Linked DNA regions of Homo sapiens: region 2 is linked to region 1. Evidence: chromatin contacts called from ENCODE Hi-C or POLR2A ChIA-PET data. All regions are on one chromosome and are shown on one strand. The core of a region is the stretch at or near the end of the contact, and the rest is flanking DNA. Distances in the headings are between cores, read along the strand shown.

Region 1 (4,021 bases), core at 680-3,179:
AGGTGTAATTGCCACACCTTGCAGTGCACTTCCAAGCTTAGTCTCCTTGTTCTAGGACTGGTACTGGCTGGTACTGGCCTTTCCGACTTTTATGCTTATTGTTTCCCGTTCTTGTTTGAACTCACTTTTTAAAAAATTTTTGACCCCTTTCATGAAACCCTAGAAAAAATTAAAAATGTATGTTAGTTGTAATTCAAATCAAGATTTAATATATCTTAGCTAATGGGCCCTTTATCCAGCTTTCCAGGTTACCAAAAATAGATGTTCACACAATATTTCTAGCCAAGTAACAATTATTGGATAAAAGTTGTGGAGGATTCTTCCTTTAGTATAATTTTTTTTTTTTTTTAGATAGAGTCTTGCTCTATCACCAGGCTGGAGTGCAGTGGCACCATCTCTGCTCACTGCAAACTTCACCTCCAGGTTCAAGAGATTCTCCTGAGCCTCAGCCTCCTGAGTAACTGGGACTACAGATGCCCACCACCATGCCCAGCTAATTTTTGTATTTTTAGTAGAGGCGGGGTTTCACCATGTTGGCCAGGATGGTCTCAATCTCCTGACTTCGTGATCCACCCGCCTTGGCCTCCCAAAGTGCTGGGATTACAGGTATGAGCCACCGCGCCCAGCTGCTAAGCTCTTTATAAACATTGTTTCATTGGCTACTTACAACAACCCTGTAAGATGGGTATCAATATCCCAATTTGACAGTCGAGAATACTGAGAGTCACAGAGACCAAAGTGTAAGATGTTGGTACCATTATTGAGGAACTCCTTATTTTCACTGTGAAATAATATACAGTTATATATATATATCTGATGATGAAGGGCAGAGGGTTCCTCAAGGTGAATTCAGAACTACCATATCTCAACTACCTGGAAGATTTTATTGCAAGTAATGAGCAGTATTTTATAAGGATGCATGCATGTCCCCCAGGGTGCCTGCTATGCTAAAACCTCCACCTTGAAGAAGCAATGTGCTTTTGATAAAAGCAACTTTAGCTATGAAGACTCCATTGCAATTTGTACAGCTGTGTAATCGAAACTACTAAAAGGCAAGTTAATATATTATTCTACTCACAGAATAGCAGTTTGATTCCTATGACTTCTTGGCACATCTGTTTGGGATATAAATCCTAAGCAGACTGAGCTGTCACTTTCTAAATCTTCAAAATGCTTTACTAAGCAAAGTCTTTAGTGTGGTTAAGGGGAGAAAAAAAATTAATAGACTCCCAAGTGAGTGGAGTAGTCTAGCTCACTGCACAGTGTTTAAGGCAGGTGCAGGCGAGACTGGGGACTTGAAGAAGGTGCACTTTGAGTTAGAGAATACACACATGCCTACAAGCACCAGAAGGTGAGTCCTCTTGCCAACTAGATAATTAGAGAGGGTCTTTGGGGAATAGGTTGCCCATGTTTACAACGTGTTTAATTTTTCTTACTGGCAAGAGTTAAAATTACAATTAAGTAGGCTTGATTAGAGATGCCAATTATTACTGGCCTTCCCCATATCCCTTTGGAGTAAAATCCCTACCCACTCAACTTACTGAGTGGGCAATGGGCCACATGACCATGACTGCAGCGAATTGGTCACCTGGTCCACGGGTGTGGCCTTAAGCTGTATCCAGTGACCTATGCCTCTTGAGCTTTGGTTTAAAAAGTTAAGCAGAAGTCAAATCTTCCCTCTTGGGAACTCACAATAAAGTGTCACAAAGGAAAGCTTTGATTTTTTATGAGCTGAAACTGAAAAGCCACAGAGCTTCGGGAGCTAGAGTGGCTTTTTTTTTTCTTTTTTTTTCAGCCAGGGGCAACGGGAATAAGCTGAAAAGGCTGGTCCAGAGAGGGTGGTGCTGATTCACTGAGAGGTTAAAAAGCCCCTAGAGGGCCGGGTGTGGTGGCTTATGTCTGTAATCCTGGCACTTTGGGAGGCCAAGGCGGGTGGATCACCTGAGGTCAGGAGTTTGAGACCAGCCTGACAAACATGGTAAAATTCTGTCTCTACTAAATACATAAAAAAAATTAGCTGGGCATAGTGGTGCATGCCTACAATCCCAGCTACTTGGGAGGCTGAGGCGGGAGAATGGCTTGAACCAGGGAGGCAGTGGTTGCAGTGAGCCAAGATTGTGCCATTACACTCCAGCCTGGGCAGCAAGAGCAAAATAAAATTCCATCTAAAAAAAAAAAAGCCCTAGAGAAAGGAGGCAGTGGCTGTTCCCTAGTGCTACTGCTGTAGTTCCAATCCTTTCCAACGCTGTGAGGTTCAGTTGACTCAGGGTGTGGTACACATTTGTTTTTCCTATGAACCATCCTTTTGAATTGTCTTTGAGTAATGAGTAACTTGTCTCTAGTAAATTGACTGTCTGTTTCTTGCAACCAAAATAACAGTGTGGATCAGACTGTGGATCATCAGTATCCTGTCTAATGCTGCTGTGGGTGTTAGTACGTAGACTGTATTCCAAAGTCCCCTACTTCTTTCCTGTTTTAGTAGGGCTCTTACATTACAAGTGGCAGAAAGCCACATCAAACTGGTCTATAAAGGGGAATTTATTGGAAGGGCTGGAGTATCTGATGAAAAAACCAAGTCTGGAAAAGGACAATGGTATTCTTGGGCCTCAGGAACAACTAGAACCGAGAGCTCAAGCCCTGTCAGGACTCTAGCTCTAACTCTTGTCTCTGCTTCTCTCTACATATTTTTTTATAAGTTTAGTTTGTTGTTGTTTTGCTTTGTTTTCAGAGATAAGGTCTCATTCTATCACCCAGGCTGGAGTGCAGTGGCACTCATCATAGCTCACTGCAGCCTTCAAGTCCTGGGCTCAAGGGATCTTCCTGCCTCAGCCTCTCGTGTACCTCGGGACTACAGGTGTACGCCACCATGCCCAGCTTTGAAAAATTCTTGGCTGAGGTCAGTGGCTCACGCCTGTAATCCCAGCACTTTGGGAGGCCAAGGTGGGCAGATCATGAGGTCAGGAGACCTCATGGTTAACCAGGAGACCAGCCTGGTTAACATGGTAAAACCCCGTCTTTACTAAAAATACAAAAATTAGGCCGGGTGTGATGGCTCATGCCTGTAATCCCAACACTTTGGAAGGCTGAGGTGGGCAGATCACGAGGTCAGGAAATCGAGACCATGGTAAAACCATGGTGAAACCCTGTCTCTACTAAAATACAAAAAATTAGCCAGGCATGGTGGCACACTCCAGTAGCCCCAGCTACTCAGGAGGCTGAGGCAGGGGAATTGCTTGAACTCGGGAGGCGGAGCCTGCAGAGAGCTGAGATTGTGCCACTGCACTCCAGCCTGGCGACTGGGCAAGACTCCATCTCGGGGGAAAAAAAATCTTTCTTCTTCATACAGACTAACTTCTATATATATATGATGATCTTTGAGAGCATCCCAATGTCCTAAAGAGACTGTATGGCTTGTTAAAGCATAGGACCTGAGTCAGCTTGAGTCAGGTTGAGCTGGTTTTAAACCCAAGCTAAGCCATCAACTAACAGGGAACTGTTGGCCTTTTAGCTTAACCTTGACTTCTATATAACCGCCCCCCAACCCCATGAGCCTTGATTTCCTTTTCTAGAGGGTGGAGATGAAAAATAGGTGCCTACCTTCCAGGGTTGTTGTGAAGATTATTTATGATAATGTTTATAAAGCATTTAGTTCAGTATCTGGCATTCAGGTTAGTACTTATGACTTTCCTGCCAAATTCAAAACCTCAAAAGCCTTCTCCTTTAAGAACATAGATCTTAGTCTATCTTGATACATCAGCAAGTTGCAGGAGGTGAATTGAATTACAAGGGACCCTGCAGAAGTAAGGCATGCCAGGATCTGATAGCAGCTCTCTGAAGTAGCTCCATTAAACTGTCACTGGAGGGTGCTAATACGCCTGGGGACATTTTAGCAGGCTCTAGCACTGAAACTCACTGCTAGGCTAGGTGCACCCACCCATGGCCACCGGAGGGTGCCAGATCCTCAGGATGGGGAGCTGGCCCAGACACATTCTCAACTGGCCTAGAAGACTGTTCTTGGAGA
Region 2 (4,021 bases), core at 526-3,025, 68 kb before region 1:
TATGAGCTCATGGCAGTAGTGAATGTCTTCATTGGTTGCTCAGAGGCCTGGAAAGAGAAATATTAGAATATGGGAGGCCTGGGGTATGGGGAAGATATAGGTCCATAGATCTACAGGAATGGACATGAAATGTGAAGATCTTTGCATCACATGCTAATACCTGCTCCTAGCAGCCACCATGGGAGAGGCACTGAACAATAGGAGTGCACTAGGCAGAATGACCCAGCTAGCTGCTACCAGTCCCACAGGGCTGGCACAGTGTGCTCATAAATGGAGTTTATTAATCCACTTAGGCTACAGCAAAATACCACAAAAAATGTGGCTTAAGCAACAGAAATTTGTTTTCTCACAGTTCTAGAGAAAGTCCAAAAATCAAACTGCCAGCAGGGTTGGTGTCTGGTTGCAGATGGCTGCCTTCATCCTGTGTGCTCACATGCCCTTTCTTCAGTGCATGGGAGGTGGAGGGGAAGGCAGGCACATGCAAGAATAAGTGCTCTCCATGTCTCTTATAAGGGCACTAATCCTTTTGGATCAGGGCCCCACCCTTATGACCTCACTTAACCTTAATTACTTCTTTAGAGGCCCCATCTCCAAATACAGCTATATTGGGGGCTAGGGCTCCAACATACACATTTTGGGGGAAAATAAACATTTAGTCCATAGTAGTGAGTATCCACATTGGAAAGGATAGAAGCTACTCAAGGGCCCAACGTCATTTATAAAGGCTGCTGTAACTTACCCTAGTGCTGAATGTTCAGTCTGCAAGCAACAGAGACCAAAAATAAGCCCTCAATATCACAATATGCCTTAAGGAGACCAAGCAACCACAGTATTGATTGCCCTGCTATCCTAAAAGGGGCAATGAGCTGTCTTCTTGGCAATCAACGTATATCCTGGGTATGGATTTTCCTTCCTTTTTTTCTTTTTCTTTTTTTTTTTTTTTTTGAGATGGAGTCCTCTCTGTTGTCCAGGCTGGAGTGCAGTGGCACAGTCTTGGCTCATTGCAACCTCCGCCTCCCAGGTTCAAGCAATTCTCCTGTCTCAGCCTCCCAAGTTGCTGGGACTACAGGCGCATGCCACCACGCCTGGCTAATTTTTTTTGTATTTTTAGTAAAGATGGGGTTTCACCATATTGGTCAGGGTGATGTCAAACTCCTGACCTCAGGTGATCCACCCACCTTGGTCTCCCAAAGTGTTGGGATTACAGGCATTAGCCACCTCGCCTGGCTGGATTTTCCTTTCTTACTTGTGTTGCCTCATCTAGCACCACTGTCCAAGGGTTTATAGTGCTTCACTCACCATGATGGGAACCCATAAAACATTGTATTGGCTCAAGGGATCCACTTAACAGTAAAGGAGGTATGTCAGTAGGACACTTTACCATGGGATCCAGAGGTCCTATCGTATTCCATGCTACCCAGAGACATCTGGCCTGACAGTAATGGGATGGCCTTTGAAAGCCAGCTGAGACACCAGCTTAGAGTTGATAGATGGCGTCCTACAGAATGCAGTATATACCCTAAGTCAGTGCCCGTTATATAGTGCTGTGTCCCTAAAACGGTAGAATGTGTGAGTCTGGGAACCAAAGGGTAGAAGTAGGAGTGGCTGTTTATCATCCCTCCCAATAGCTCACTTAGGGAATTTGTGCTTCTAGGTTCTGTGGATCTAGAAGTCTTCAATCCCAGAGGGAAAATATTTCCACCAGGGGACACAAGAGTTCTAGTAAACTGTCAGTCACATTAGGCACTTTATACCAGGATACCAGCAGGCAAGGAAATGAGTCATCATCCTGTCAGGAGGAATTGCCCTCATCAGGAGGAGATAGGACTGCTGTCACATGATGGAGGCAGGGAAGAGTAAGTCTGGCACCCAAGTAATCCACTGGGGTTTCTCTTGATATTCCCCTGCTCAATCTTTTTTTTTTTTTTTTTTTTTGAGACAGGGTCTTGCTCTGTCGTCCAGGCTGGCGTGCAGTGGCACGATCTCAGCTCACTGCAACCTCCACCCACCAGGTTCAAGCAATTCTCCTGCCTCAGCCTCCCAAGTAGCTGGGATTACAGGCATCTGCCACCACGTCTGGCTAATTTTTGTATTTTTTGTAGAGACGGGGTTTCACCATGTTGGCCAGGTTAGTCTCAAATTCCTGACCTCAAGTGATCCACCCACCTTGGCCTCCCAAAGTGCTGAGATTACAGGTGTGAGCCACTGCACCTGGCATCCCCTGTTCAATCTTGACATTAACAGAAAAATGCAGCATCACAGCCTGAGAAAGAAAGATATAATAATCAGGGACTCCTACTGCTCATGGAAAAGGATCAGGGTCCATCTCTCAGATAGGCCAGTTAGACCAGAAGAGGTGCTGGTTGAGGGTAGAGGTAATCTGGAATGGGCAGTAGAGAAGGAAGATGATGAGTATTGATTGTGACCTTGACACCAGCTGTGGTATTGGCGGGGGCAAGGATGTGGTTCATCCCACTGTCTTTACAAGTTTCCTTAGGAAAAGAGACCAATAAGAACCCTGAAGGAACTCTTCCAAGATGGAGTGAACTTATTCTATGAAACAAGTGGACTCAAAAGGTGCAAGGAGTGCACTGTAGTGGGTGCTATGGTGAGTTGCCCAGATTCTCTTTTCAGGATGGAGGCTCTCATTTACCCAGCTGCCGGGAGTGTTGGCAGCTGATGGTTCTCAGCTGAGTCATTCTCTGGAAATTTCCTTCAGCTAAAGAGAATCACCTTGCCCAACCAAGGTCAGACCTTGGGGGCAGTCACATCCAATGACTGCTTGATGAGAGGGCCTACCCTGAAGGTAATTCCAGCTCCAGAGGTCCCTGTAGGCTCAGCTGAGGCTTCTGTCAAATTGCACTGCAGATGGATTCAATCCTACTCAATCCTACTTCGTTCCCTCTAAATTCTCCCCTTAATAAACCTCCTGTATGCAGCTTTCAGAATCTTAGGGCCTGTTTCCTGGGGAACCTGACCTACAACACAAGGTCTGCATGCAGATGGAGTTTGGGGTTCAGCATTTCTTACAACATCCCAGGTAATGCCAATGCTATCAGTATGCAGAATTCAATTTTGGAATCAGATTTATGGGGACATAATTTACATGGAGTTAAGTTGTACTCTTTTTCAGAGTATGTTTTAATGAGTTTTCAAAAATGTACAGAGTCACACAGTCACCACCACAGTCAAGATACGGAACATATCCATCACCCCCAAAAGCTCTCTCATGCTCCTTTGTACCCAATCCCCTATCCTCACTTCCATTTTCTGGCAATCATTAATCTCGTAACTGTCCCTTTGGTTTTGATTTTCTAGAATGTCATATAAATGAAATAATATTACATATAGCCCTTTGAGTGTCACTTCAATCACGTACCATGGTGTTTTGAGATTTATGTATGTCATTGAATGTATTGGTAGTTCATTCCTTTTTATTGCTATGTAGCATTTCATTGTATGGATGTATCACAATTTGCTTATCCGTCCCCAGTTGATAGACATTTGGATTTTTCCAGTTTGGGGTGGTTATAAACAAATCTGGTATACATTTGCTAGCAGTTCTTTCTATGGAAATGTATTTTCATTTATTTTGGGAAAACGCCTTGGAGTAGAATTGCTGAGTTGTGTGGAAAATGTATGCCCAACTTCCAAAGGAGCTGCCACACTGTCTTCCACAGAGAATATACTATTTTGCTTTCCCATCAGCAATGTCTAAGAGTTCCAGTTGCTCTACATCCTCTCCAGGACTTGGTATTGTAAGTTTCAAAAATTTTCAGTCATTCTAGTAGGTGTGTCATTATAGTGTGGCTTAAATTTGCCTTTACCTAGTAAATTATGGTGAAAGGCATCTTATGTATTTGTTAAACACTTGTTTCTCTTATTTTGCAAAGTGTCTGTTCAACTCTTTTGTCCATTGAGTGGGGTGGGGGTTGCCTTTTTTTAATCTATTGAATTGAAAATGTTGGCCGGGTGTGGTGGCTCCTGCCTGTAATCCTAGCACTTTGGGAGGCCAAGGTGG

The links. A loop is a pair of places that touch in the nucleus more often than their neighbours do. ChIA-PET counts read pairs that join two places held with the same protein, here RNA polymerase II (POLR2A). Pooled maps may share reads with other maps.
Region 2: a loop to region 1 is called in a map of PC-3, with 5 times the contacts of the local background. The contact joins two enhancer-like sites. A Hi-C loop is called at or near these places in 6 of 168 maps with a recorded cell type or tissue (Caco-2, K562, PC-3 and 3 more), 6 of 37 single-sample maps with no recorded cell type and 6 of 50 pooled maps. POLR2A ChIA-PET finds 5 or more read pairs at or near these places in 6 of 52 experiments (Caco-2, GM12878, OCI-LY7 and 3 more).

Annotation. Positions count from the first base shown.
Region 1 is chr17:62,109,544-62,113,564 of GRCh38, reverse strand. No RefSeq gene overlaps it. Among named protein-coding and RNA genes, the nearest start is that of MED13, 46 kb to the right of the region's middle. Within about 2 kb of position 1,929, at least 3 of the 41 ENCODE cell types and tissues checked have a DNase peak (open chromatin) inside an H3K27ac peak, as active enhancers do; they include PC-3, where a contact is called at or near this core.
Region 2 is chr17:62,177,470-62,181,490 of GRCh38, reverse strand. No RefSeq gene overlaps it. Among named protein-coding and RNA genes, the nearest start is that of MED13, 110 kb to the right of the region's middle. Within about 2 kb of position 1,775, at least 3 of the 41 ENCODE cell types and tissues checked have a DNase peak (open chromatin) inside an H3K27ac peak, as active enhancers do; they include PC-3, where a contact is called at or near this core.